2 separate regions of the Homo sapiens genome follow, and region 1 is linked to region 2. A link is a loop called in an ENCODE intact Hi-C map of the cell type or tissue named here. Cell type or tissue: breast epithelium. All regions are shown on one strand. Links, peaks and the distances in the headings refer to the core of each region. The heading gives the core; the rest is flanking DNA. Region 1 overlaps FBXO9 (F-box protein 9). Region 2 has its middle 32 kb from the start of GCM1.

What was found. Peaks named below come from ENCODE experiments on the same cell type or tissue, not always from the same donor. Only the 100,000 strongest peaks of a DNase experiment are listed, where the experiment ranks them.
Region 1: a loop joins it to region 2, with 12 times the contacts of the local background. A loop is called at or near these places in 1 of 110 quality-filtered maps.

The regions. Positions count from the first base shown.
Region 1 is chr6:53,069,398-53,074,782 of GRCh38, reverse strand. It overlaps FBXO9 (F-box protein 9), which reads right to left. Exons shown (of 13, transcript NM_033480.3): 2 at 3,640-3,726; 3 at 1,144-1,302. Among named protein-coding and RNA genes, the nearest start is that of FBXO9, 6.7 kb to the right of the region's middle. In breast epithelium, for the core only: no CTCF peak of the experiment used is centred there; no DNase peak of the experiment used is centred there.
Region 2 is chr6:53,178,078-53,183,462 of GRCh38, reverse strand. No RefSeq gene overlaps it. Among named protein-coding and RNA genes, the nearest start is that of GCM1, 32 kb to the right of the region's middle. In breast epithelium, for the core only: no CTCF peak of the experiment used is centred there; a DNase peak (open chromatin) is centred at 3,022; H3K27ac peaks cover 660 bases.

The DNA.
Region 1 (5,385 bases), core at 175-5,174, 110 kb after region 2:
ACATAGTAACTTGGACTGATCTTGAGGGAATTATACTTAGTGAAAAAAGCCAATCTCAAAAGGTTACATACTGGATGATTCCACTTATACAACATTCTTGGAATATCAAAATTACAAAATGGAGAACAGACTAGTGGTTGCCAGTGGTTACGAATGGCTAGGGAAAGGGAGTATATAACTATAAAACAGTTCTGTATCTTGATTGTGGTGGTGGTTACATGAAGCTACCTTGTAATAAAACTGCAAACAACTATTTATACACATACACACAGACAAGTGCTTGTAAACTCAGGAAATCCAAGTAAACTGTGGATTGTTCCAATGTCTATTTCCTCGTTTTTGATATTGTACTATAGTTATGCAAGTTGTTACCATCGGAGGAGGTTAAAGGGCACACAGGACTTCCCTATACCTGTGGACCTGTAATTATTTCAAAATAAAAATTAAGAGGAGATAGAAGGTAAGTCATCATGGTAATGCCAATTATTTGATGACTAATTATAAACACAAACTTGGATCTGATGGTAAAAAGATGGCAGCCTCTATGGAAGAAGAATAAGAAATGAAATGGTATGCTGTGCCTACTCTGTGTGAGTAAGTACCAGAAGAGATATGAATGTTAGACAGCATTCAAAATATTTTCAGTGTGAAAATATTTCAAAATTTTCCAGAATAAGGAAATGATTAATGCATTATTGTAAGCTGATCAATTCAAAATATAACAAAATACTGCATGAAATTAAGACCTCTGGAAAGACATTAACATGTGAGCAATCTTTTTGGTTCTATTAATAAATTTAGAAAATTCTGTTTTTTCTTTTTGGTTCTGTTAATAAATTCAGAGACACCAATCTTTTAGGAACCACATGAATCCCAGAGGTCTATAAATTAACAAAAGACAGCTCAATGAAGACAGTGTACCCACAGAGAAAAAAGCCATGCAGGAGTAGTGGTACCATCCAAAGTACCTAGAAGAAATTGTGAGAAATATATAAACTAGTATACTAGTCAAAATTTTTATTTTACAAGATATGTGTTTATGTCCCGAAAGTCTGGTTATAATGCCTACTTACTGTGTCAGTGAAAATTTCCATGTGCCAAAAAAAAAAAAATGTAATTTGTTACAATATCTATAATACTTAACTTTTCTTCTTTTGCCTGTTCTTGTTTTCCTTTGGTATCTGCCGATGTTTTCTGGAGAGAGCCTCTTGCTGCTCTGCAAGGTCGATTTTCTAAATTGCTAGAGCTTACACCTGGAGCAAGTTCAAACATCCACTGAGCTCGGAACATCTGGAGTTGTGCCTATGGGGAGAACAGCATTTTAGGACTCATCAAGGAAGGGTAGCTCAACTCTGGAACAATGTATCAATATGTCCAACATCTATCTACTTCCACGTATATACTTATTACTCTAAGTCCAGAAATCACTGTCTTCTGAATTATTAAATATCCATTAAATACATCTTTTAAAATAATTTTCTGCTCAAAACTTAAAGAATCAAGAAAATTAGCATAAAATACATGTCAGTACACCAAAAGTCAAATTATATTGGAAAACCAAATTTTAATTAGAATTGAAAATATAAGCCATCACTTACAGACTGAAGTTATAAGCTTCCAATAATTTTTTAATGACTATATCATCTAGTAGACATTAAGAATGCTGCCAAAAATTCTGTAGGTAAGCCCAAAATCTATTAACATTCTGTATTTCAAAAAGAAAATGTTTTTTCAAATATTTGTTATTTCAAAAATGTAAAGGCCAGGCACAGAGGCTCATGCCTATAATCCCAGCACTTTGGGAGGCCGAGGCAGACGGATCACCTGAGGTCAGGAGTTCGAGAACAGCCCGGCCAACATGGTGAAACCCTGTCTCTACTAAAAATACAAACAAATTAGCCAGGTGTGGTGGCGGGCACCTGTAATCCCAGCTACTTGGGAGGCTGAGCCATGAGAATTGCTTGAACTCGGGTGGCAGAGGTTGGCAGTCAGCAGAGATCGTGCTACTGCACTCCAGCCTGGGCAATGGAGCGAGACTCCATCTCAAAAAAAAAAAAAATTAAAAGCACATAAAAAGTGAACCCTATAAGGTAGACTCTGGTGTGTTGCCCAGATTCCCTTTCAGAAATAAAGAACTTGTTACCCAAACTGCTGAGAGTTCTATCTGAAAACACTTGAGTTGTCAGCCCTTTTGGGTATTGCCTCAGCAAAATCACACTGTCCTCTCAATCCCCACCCAATGACTGATCAACGGCTAATAAAGTCTTGGCTCTTTGCAACTCAGGTCATCTCTGAAAGGGTATTTCATCTTCAGAACTCCCTCGAGGATGGCTAAGCAGTCCATTAAGACTGCATTGCAGCTGGTCTTCTCCCTGCCCATTTGTTTCCCTCTCTCCCTTCCATAGGTGTTGATCCCAAGAATACTCCTTAATAAACTTCCTGCACAGCAATCTTCACCTAGTCTGCTTCCTGGGGAACCCAAACTGGGTTACACGTTCTGCCCAAAGGCAGCCATTGCTAACAGGGATGCATATGTTATTCCTGGCTTCCTTTTTTTTTTTTAAAAAAAGACGTATCTAGAATGTTTTAAATTAATTTTTCTCTATATTCTGTACACTGCTTTGTTGCTACGCTTTTAACCTGTTACACATAGATCTCTGACCTGCAGAATCTTTAGCAGCATTCAATGTCTACTAGATGAGCTGTTCCAAATAATTATTATTAACCTTACAAGTGCAGTGAGACACACTTAACTAGTTACAGCAACTTTTTTTCTCTTTTAATGTATAAAGATTTACTTCATCCTTTTAAATGGCTGTAGTGTTTTCACTGTATGGATGCATCATTACTTAATAACAGGTAATGAATATTTAAGTTGTATGATGTTTTTCCAGATAAACAATGCTATACTAAACATCTTTATAGTTGCATATTTACTTTCCCCACTATTTCCTTAAAATTAATTTCCTGGAAGTAGAATTGCTGTATCAAGGGAATGCATGTTTTTCATTTTGATCCATATCACCAGTCTGCCCTCCAGAAAGCTGTACCAATTTACATTTTCATGTACACTGCATGAGTGTTCTCACAGCTTGGACAGCGATGCACATTATTCACCAATCTGATTAAATTATTAATGAGGCTAATTATCTCTTCAAATATTTAATGGCCATTTGTATTATTTTGCCATTAACAGTCCACTCATATCTTTTTATCCTCTGTTCTTCCAAATATATGAGTGCTCTATGTAATGAGATGAATCCTCTGCCCATATATAATAAACAGTTTTTCCAGCTGGCTATTTCTCTTAACTTTATTTATGATGCCTTTTCTTATACACAGGTTTTAAACTTTTAGGTGGTCAAACCCATCAATCTTTTTAAGATTATGGGTTTTGAGTCATGCGTAAGCCTTAGTTTGAATACTTTAAACCCATGTTAAACTACAAGCAACCATTATTGATATTTCTTTTCACAAAGAAAGCCATAACATAGTTTTAAGTATTCTATAAACCAGTATGGAAACAGTTAAATTCCATGCAAACAGTAATAACCTACAAATACCCATGATTATGATCAATTTCTGCATATGTATGGGAACAATGGAATAAAAATCAAAGACACAATTGAAGAAACATGCCTGCAGATCTGTTTCAGCAGGACTTTCATTTTCTTCATCATCATCTGCTCTGACAGTATCAGAATGACAATCTTCCTCAGCTTCTGCCTGAGGGGGGAAAACCCAAATAATGTCAGGCATATAAACACACCAGTTGCCCTCTGCAATCTACATTTCTCATTCAGCCACTTTCTATTTAGTACCATACTGTCAACACTTTGTGGAACCCACTTTGAGTAGCAAGGCTGTAGGGGGCACTTGAGACCTTACTATTAATTTCCAAAGGAAAATGAGTCTGAAAAGCATATTCTCTACTCCAACCCACAGTACTCACGTTATTGTGAATCCTAACATTTCCCCCCCGCCAAATTTAACATCAGTTGCATCCATCCAAAAATCAATTTAATTACAGTTGTCCCTCAGTATCCACAGGTGATTAGTTCCAGGAGCCCCCAGGACACCAAAATCCCTGGGTTTTCCAGTCCCTCATATGGCATATTTGCATATAACCTATGCACATCTTCTCATATACTTTAAGTCATCTCTAGGTTACTTATAATGTAAATGCCATGTAAATAGTTCTTGTAGTATATTTTTCCTAATTTGTATTATTTTTTATTGTTGTATTGCTTTTTTTCCCCCAAATATTTTTGATCCACAGTTGAATCCCAGGATGCAGAACCTGCAGGTACAGAGGGCCAACTGTGTAATATAAAGTAACAATTCAAGTCTATTACTATTCATAAATGATTTATGATTAATCTAATTAGGTAAATGAAGCCAAATTCTTCATTAATATACATAACTACTGATAATCTATAATAAAAATTATTTTCTCTTTTTCTGGCCAGGTGCGGTGGCTCACACCTGTAATCCCCACACTTTGTGAGGCTGAGGCAGGAGCATCACTTGAGGTCAGGAGTTCAAGACCAGCCTAGCCAACATAGTGAAACCCCATCTCTACTAAAAATACAAAAAATCAGCCAGGCGTGGTGGTACACGCCTGTGGTCCCAGCTAATTGGGAGGCTGAGGTGGGAGGGTTGCTTGAGCCTGAGAGATGGAGGTTGCAGTGAGCCGAGACTGCACCATTGCACTCCAGCCTGGATGACAGAGACCCCATCATAAAAAAAAAAAAAAAAAAAAAAAGGAAAAAAGAAAAGAAAAATATTATTCTTCTTAGAAAAAAATGAAATAAAATTAGAACATCTTTGGTATTTTTTTAGTTCTACAAGACTTTAAAACTTTTTATGAGAAAAACACTTAAAGAGAATTAATCCCTAAGTACTCATGACCCAACTTCAATAATTATCAATGTAATTCCTTAGATCAAATATCAAGTCACAGTATTCATATTTCTCAAGATGTCATATGTAAAATACATATATTTCACAGTTTGTGAAATCAAGATTCAAATAAAGTCCACATTGTAATTGCTTGATATGTCTCAAGTCTTTTGTAATCCTCACTCTTTTTTCTTGTAATTTATTTGGGATGAAACTGGGTCGTTTTTCTGTAGAAGCTAGATTTTGCTGAGGTGTCAATAAATATGTTCCTTTGACCTCTTACTCTTATTTCCTATAAATTGTGGCAGGATCTTGAAAGGCTAGATTAGATTCTGCTATTTCTTTTTTCTTTTGCAAGACTGCCTCATAGGTCATGTTGTATTTTCCATCAGGAGGAGAAATGTTCTAGAATGCAGTTGACAAGGTGCTGTGACAGATGTTCCAAACATAATTGAGTCTAAGGCAAAAAGCCCAAATAATTTT
Region 2 (5,385 bases), core at 269-5,268:
CCTAGCCCTGAGTCTTTCACCCATTCAGGGGTGTAACACTCAATGGGACGGGCACATTGTTGTCACCAAAATTACCCTACTACCTGGGTCTGGACACCCAGTTGCCAGAAGCCATGGAGGCTTCTATCCTGGGCTGGAAGCTCCCAGAACCTCCTCTCTTACTGCTCGAATTTGTAAGCACCCCCACACTGGCTTCACCTGGCTCAGAGTCAAGAACGTCCTCCCTCACACAGGAGCCCTGAGCTCTGCACACGCCCCTCAGGGCCTAAAGTCAGCCGGAGAGTCATGAGGACAGAGACCCTGCTTCTGCCTCCAGCTCCCCTGGACCAGGTGGGGCTGCCTACTGGTAAGCCCTGCAGCCCCCTCTCTGGCACCCACCTTCTGAGGCCCACAGAGTTCCCTTACTCCATCCTTTACTGCAAAGTGAAGGCCTGGCACACAGAACCACAGGTTTTTGGCAGCTTGGGCAAGTGGTGAGACAGGTGAGAAGAAATCTCCAGCGTTTATTGATTAAAAATCATCCACAATGTTAACATGGAAAATCTGCAGTGTGATCTGTGGTGGATTGGTCCAATTAAGCTTTGCTTGGAAATTGCCTATGAAAGGAAATCTTAAAAATCACATCACAGGCCGGGCACAGTGGCTCAGGCCTATAATCCTAGCACTTTGAGAGGCCGAGGCAGATGGATCACCTGAGGTCAGGAGTTTGAGACCAGCTTGGCCAACATGGTGAAACCCCGTCTCTACTAAAAATACAAAAATTAGCTGGACTTGGTGGAGGGTGCCTGTAATACCAGCTATTCAGGAGGCTGAGGCAGGAGAATCGGTTGAACCCAGGAGGCAGAGGTTGCAGTGAGCCAAGATCACGCCGCTGCACTCCAGCCTGGGCGACAGAGTGAGACTCCATCTCAAAAAAAAAAAAAATCACATCACAGTGTTGAAATACTTTCCTTAGGGGCAGTGATCCTTTGAGGGGACAGGGGCTACAGTGTCGGGGGTGAAAGTAGAGAGTGGTAATCAAGTGCAGACGCCCCGGTTGTTCCTGGAATGGTGATTTTGAGTTGTCAACACACGAGCTCAACACATGAGCAACACAGATGCTCATGTGTTGACGACAGGTAGGGGGCTCAACAGTGAAGCAGGGAGCTCAGGAGTGAGGTCTGGGCTGCAGGCATATATTTGGGAGTCATCAGCATGACAGAGATAATTTAAAGGGTGAGACAGAAAGAGTCTATGAAGGGGAAAGCAAGAAGAGTCTGGCAAGAGGTCCTGGAGCCCTCCCGTGATAAGAGCGGAAAAAGAGGAACAAGGAAAGGAGACGACAAGGAAGCATCCAGGATCGAGGAGAAAAATCAAGAGGGTGTGGTGTCTCGGAAGCAGCACGAAGAAAGTGCTTGGAAGCACAAAGAGTGAGCCACCGTGTCACACGCTGCCTGCCCAACGATCAGGTAAGATGAGAGGAGACCAAGAATGGCTGTGGGATTTAGCATGTGGGGGTCATTGGTAACTTAGCGAGCAGTTTCGGTAGTGATGGAGAATGTTTTCAGAGAAATTTGGAGAATTGTGGACCTCAAGTACAGTTTATTCTTTAGGGATTTTTTTGCTGCCAAAAAGAGCACTCACTGATGGTGGCAGGGGCAAGCCAAGGAAGAGTTTGTTTTGTTTAAAGATTGGAGAAATAGGCTGGGTGTAGTGGCTCACGCCTGTAATCCCAGCACTTTGGGAGGCCGAGGCAGCCGGATCACTTGAGGTCAGGAGTTCGAGACCAGATTGGCCAACATGGTGAAACACCGTCTCTACTAAAAATCCAAAAATTAGCCAGACATGGTGGTGCACACCTGTTGTCCCAGCTACTTGGGAAGCTGAGGTGGGAGAATCGCTTGAACCCAGGAGGTGGAGGTTGCAGTGAGCTGAGATTGCACCACTGCCCTCCAGCCTGGGCAACAAAACAAGACTCTGTCTCAAAAAAAAAAAAAAAAAAAGATTGGAGAAATAACAGCCTTTTGGTATGCTAATGAAAAATGATGACACAGGATAAGGTAGAATTAGTAGGGCAATATCCTTGAATAGTGGAGAGGGATGCGAATTATTGGCCTTGGATTGGAGCATATAGTCTATGGCAGGGATCAGCAAACTTTTCCTTTTTTCTTTTTTAGACAGGATCTTGCTCTGTTGCCCAGGTTGGAGTGCAGTGGCATGACAATCAAGGCTCACTAGAGCCTCAACCTCTGGGGCTCAAGTGATCCTCATCTCAGCTTCCTGAGTAGCTGGGACTACAGGTATGCACCACCACGCCCAGATAATTTTTAAATTTTTTGTAGAGATGGGGTCTCCCTATGTTCCCAGGCTAGTCTCAAACTCCTGGGCTCAAGACAGCCTCCTGCCTAGGCCTCCCAAAGTGCTGGGATTATAGGCGTGCGCCTCCATGCCCACCAACTTTTTCTATAAAGAACCAAATAGTAAATGATTTAGTATTTGTGAGTCATACAGTTTCTATTGAAACCACTTTATGGTCCCAGCTCTAAAGCAATACATAGGCAATACAAAATGAATGGACATGGCTGTGTTCCAATAAAACTTTATTTAGGATTGCTGAAATTTTAATTTCATATAATTTTCACATGTCATAAAATATATTTGCCTCAGGCTGGGTGTGGTAGCTCACACCTGTAATCCCAGCACTTTGAGAGGCCGAGGCAGGTGGATCATTTGAATTTGAGGTCAGGAGTTCGAGACCAGCTTGGCCAATATGGTGAGACCCCCGTCTCTACCAAAAATTAAAAAATTAGCTGGGTGGTAGTGGCGCATGCCTGTAATCCCAGCTACCCGGGAGGCTGAGGCAGGAGAATGGCTTGAGCCTGGGAGGCGGAGGTTGCAGTGAGCCAAGATTGCACCACCGCACTCCAGTCTGGGAGACAGGGTGAGAACCTGTCTCAAAAAGAAAAAAAAATTCTCCTCTATTTAAAAATGTAAAAACCATCCTTAGCTAGCCAGCTGTACAAACACAGGCAATGGGCTGGATTTGGCTCAGGGCCAATAGTTTGCCTACCCTGATCTACGTCATGGACAAGAAGTTAACATAGATGGGTACAAACAAGTTGGACGGATGTGGTGAGGGGAATCAGGAAATTCTCCTGAGTGCTTCGGTTTTTTCAGTGAAGTAGGACCCCGAGGATGGGGATGAGGGAGAATATACAGAAGATTTGAGGAAATTGGCACAGGCATGAAATACAGTGTAAATGGAGTAGGGGAATCTAAGTAGGACGATTCACCAGGCAGCAGGAAGGCCCTATTCAAGGGCTGCTGCTGTGAATTTAAAGTGAGACCTGCCCAGCAGGGTTGTGCTTTCCCCCAGCCACAGTCTGCTGCAATGAGGGGGACACAGAGTGGTCAGGAAGCTGGGCTTTAACCTCAGCTGTGCTTTTGCTGAGGGAGTTTCAAGTCAGAGGGAGCCAAGGAGGTTGGGAGTTAATGTAAGGGAGTGATTATAATGATTGCAGGGTTGCCAGATGTAGCAGATAAAAATAAAGAATAGTTGCTCACGGTGGCATGCACCTGTAGCCCTAACTATTCAGGAGGCTGAGGCAGGAGGATTGCTTGAGCCCATGAGTTCAAGTTCAGCCTGGGCATCATAGACCCTGTCTCTCAAAACAAAACACAACATAATGCTTACTTAAATGTGAATTTCAGACAAACAATAATTTTTTGGTATAAAAATTAGTGTCCCATGGTTAGAAGGGAGAGAACATGAAGCAGGTGAGGGAGTGTTATGAGTTAGAGGATCAATAGATTTGAGGTTCTAGTTGGGGAAAGATTTTTGAAGAGGGCTACCAGGCTACTGGAAAGGCTGATCTGAAATGATAGAAGGTGGGAGGCATGGATTGAACGCTTGACTTTGAGATTATGACCAGTTGCAGTTACTGGTCTTGATAAGGTTTAGGTTCCAACCATGGGGGTGAGTGTGAGGCATTGGGTGGTGGACAAGATCATTGGAGGTAAGGAATTCAAGGAACTGAGGGTTCAGAGGTTCGTCTACATGGATAGTGTATTGATAATACCATAAAATGACTGAAATAACTGCATGCTTATCATATGACCAGGACTGTGTAGGAACACAAAATAAAGTTTATTATCAAGAGTATTCCAATCTAGGGTGATCTATGGACCCACAGAGGCTGGCAAAGTCCTCTAGATTAGGGAGGCCTTTGAACACTATGCTAAGAAATTTAGTACCACTAGTTTAATAGCGCCCCCCTCTTCCTGTAAAGAAAATAGCAAAATCAATTAAATCAGTACATCTCCATCTCATTTGGCATATCTGAATATGAGTGTTTTAAATACTTAAAACACATTTCTCTTAGTCCCTGAGCCTTTTTATTCCAAAGTTAAAAGTAAGACATTCCAAGTGCATGGTTCATGGTTTTATTGCCCTGTGTAATGTAGCTACAGGGGTTTGGAGCATTAACTATATCTCTGTTTTATGTGTGTTATAGAATCATATGAATTGGGATTAGAAAAATTGTGGTGAGTTTTTTTCCAGGCCTTCTTAGTCTTCTGGTTGCTTTTTAATTTTTTTTAAGAAAATAGGACATGTTTTCTGCTTTTCCTCCTATTTATTTATTTATCGAGACAGGGTCCCACTCTGTCACTCAGACTGGAGTGCAGTGAGTGACACATCACAGCTCACTGCAGCCTTGACCTCCTGATACTCAAGCGATCCCTAGCCTCCCTAGCATAGCTGTGACCACAGGTACACGCCACCACACCCAGCTAATTAAAAAAAAATTATTTGTAGAGACTGCGTCTCACTGTGTTGCCCAGGCTGGTCTTCAACTCCTGTTATCCTCCCACCTTGGCCTTCCAAAGTGTTGGGATTACAGGCATGAGCCACCACACCCAGCCTTTTTTGCTTTTTTGTTTCTAAAACAAATGAGTAAAATCAGACTGAATGAAAAGGGGAAGGTTGAGCCCTTAAAATATGCATTGGGTAGGTGTGGTTGGTACTGTAAGGTTGTTCTAAGGAGGGCTAAGGGATAGGTCAGCAAGCCCTTGGTCAGTGACCTGAACAGGGAGAGGTGTAGGTTCAGGCCCCTCAGGAGACGGAAGGAGCAAGCCAACATTTTTTACTAATTAAGGACTCTGCACTGCTTAAGTGTGCACACGTTCCCCTTCCACATCGTATATACAGGATGTGACTGGGATTTTAAAACAAACTGGAAGTCAAGGGAGGACATGGAGGGATCTTTAGAGAAGTTAGGTTTCCAAATTACAGTTTGCTCTGGAAGATGTTAGGCTGTGATGTGCGGCCACTTAAGAAAAAGTAGGGCCGGGCACGGTGGCTCACACCTGTAATCCCAGCACTTTGGGAGGCCGAGGTAGGCGGAT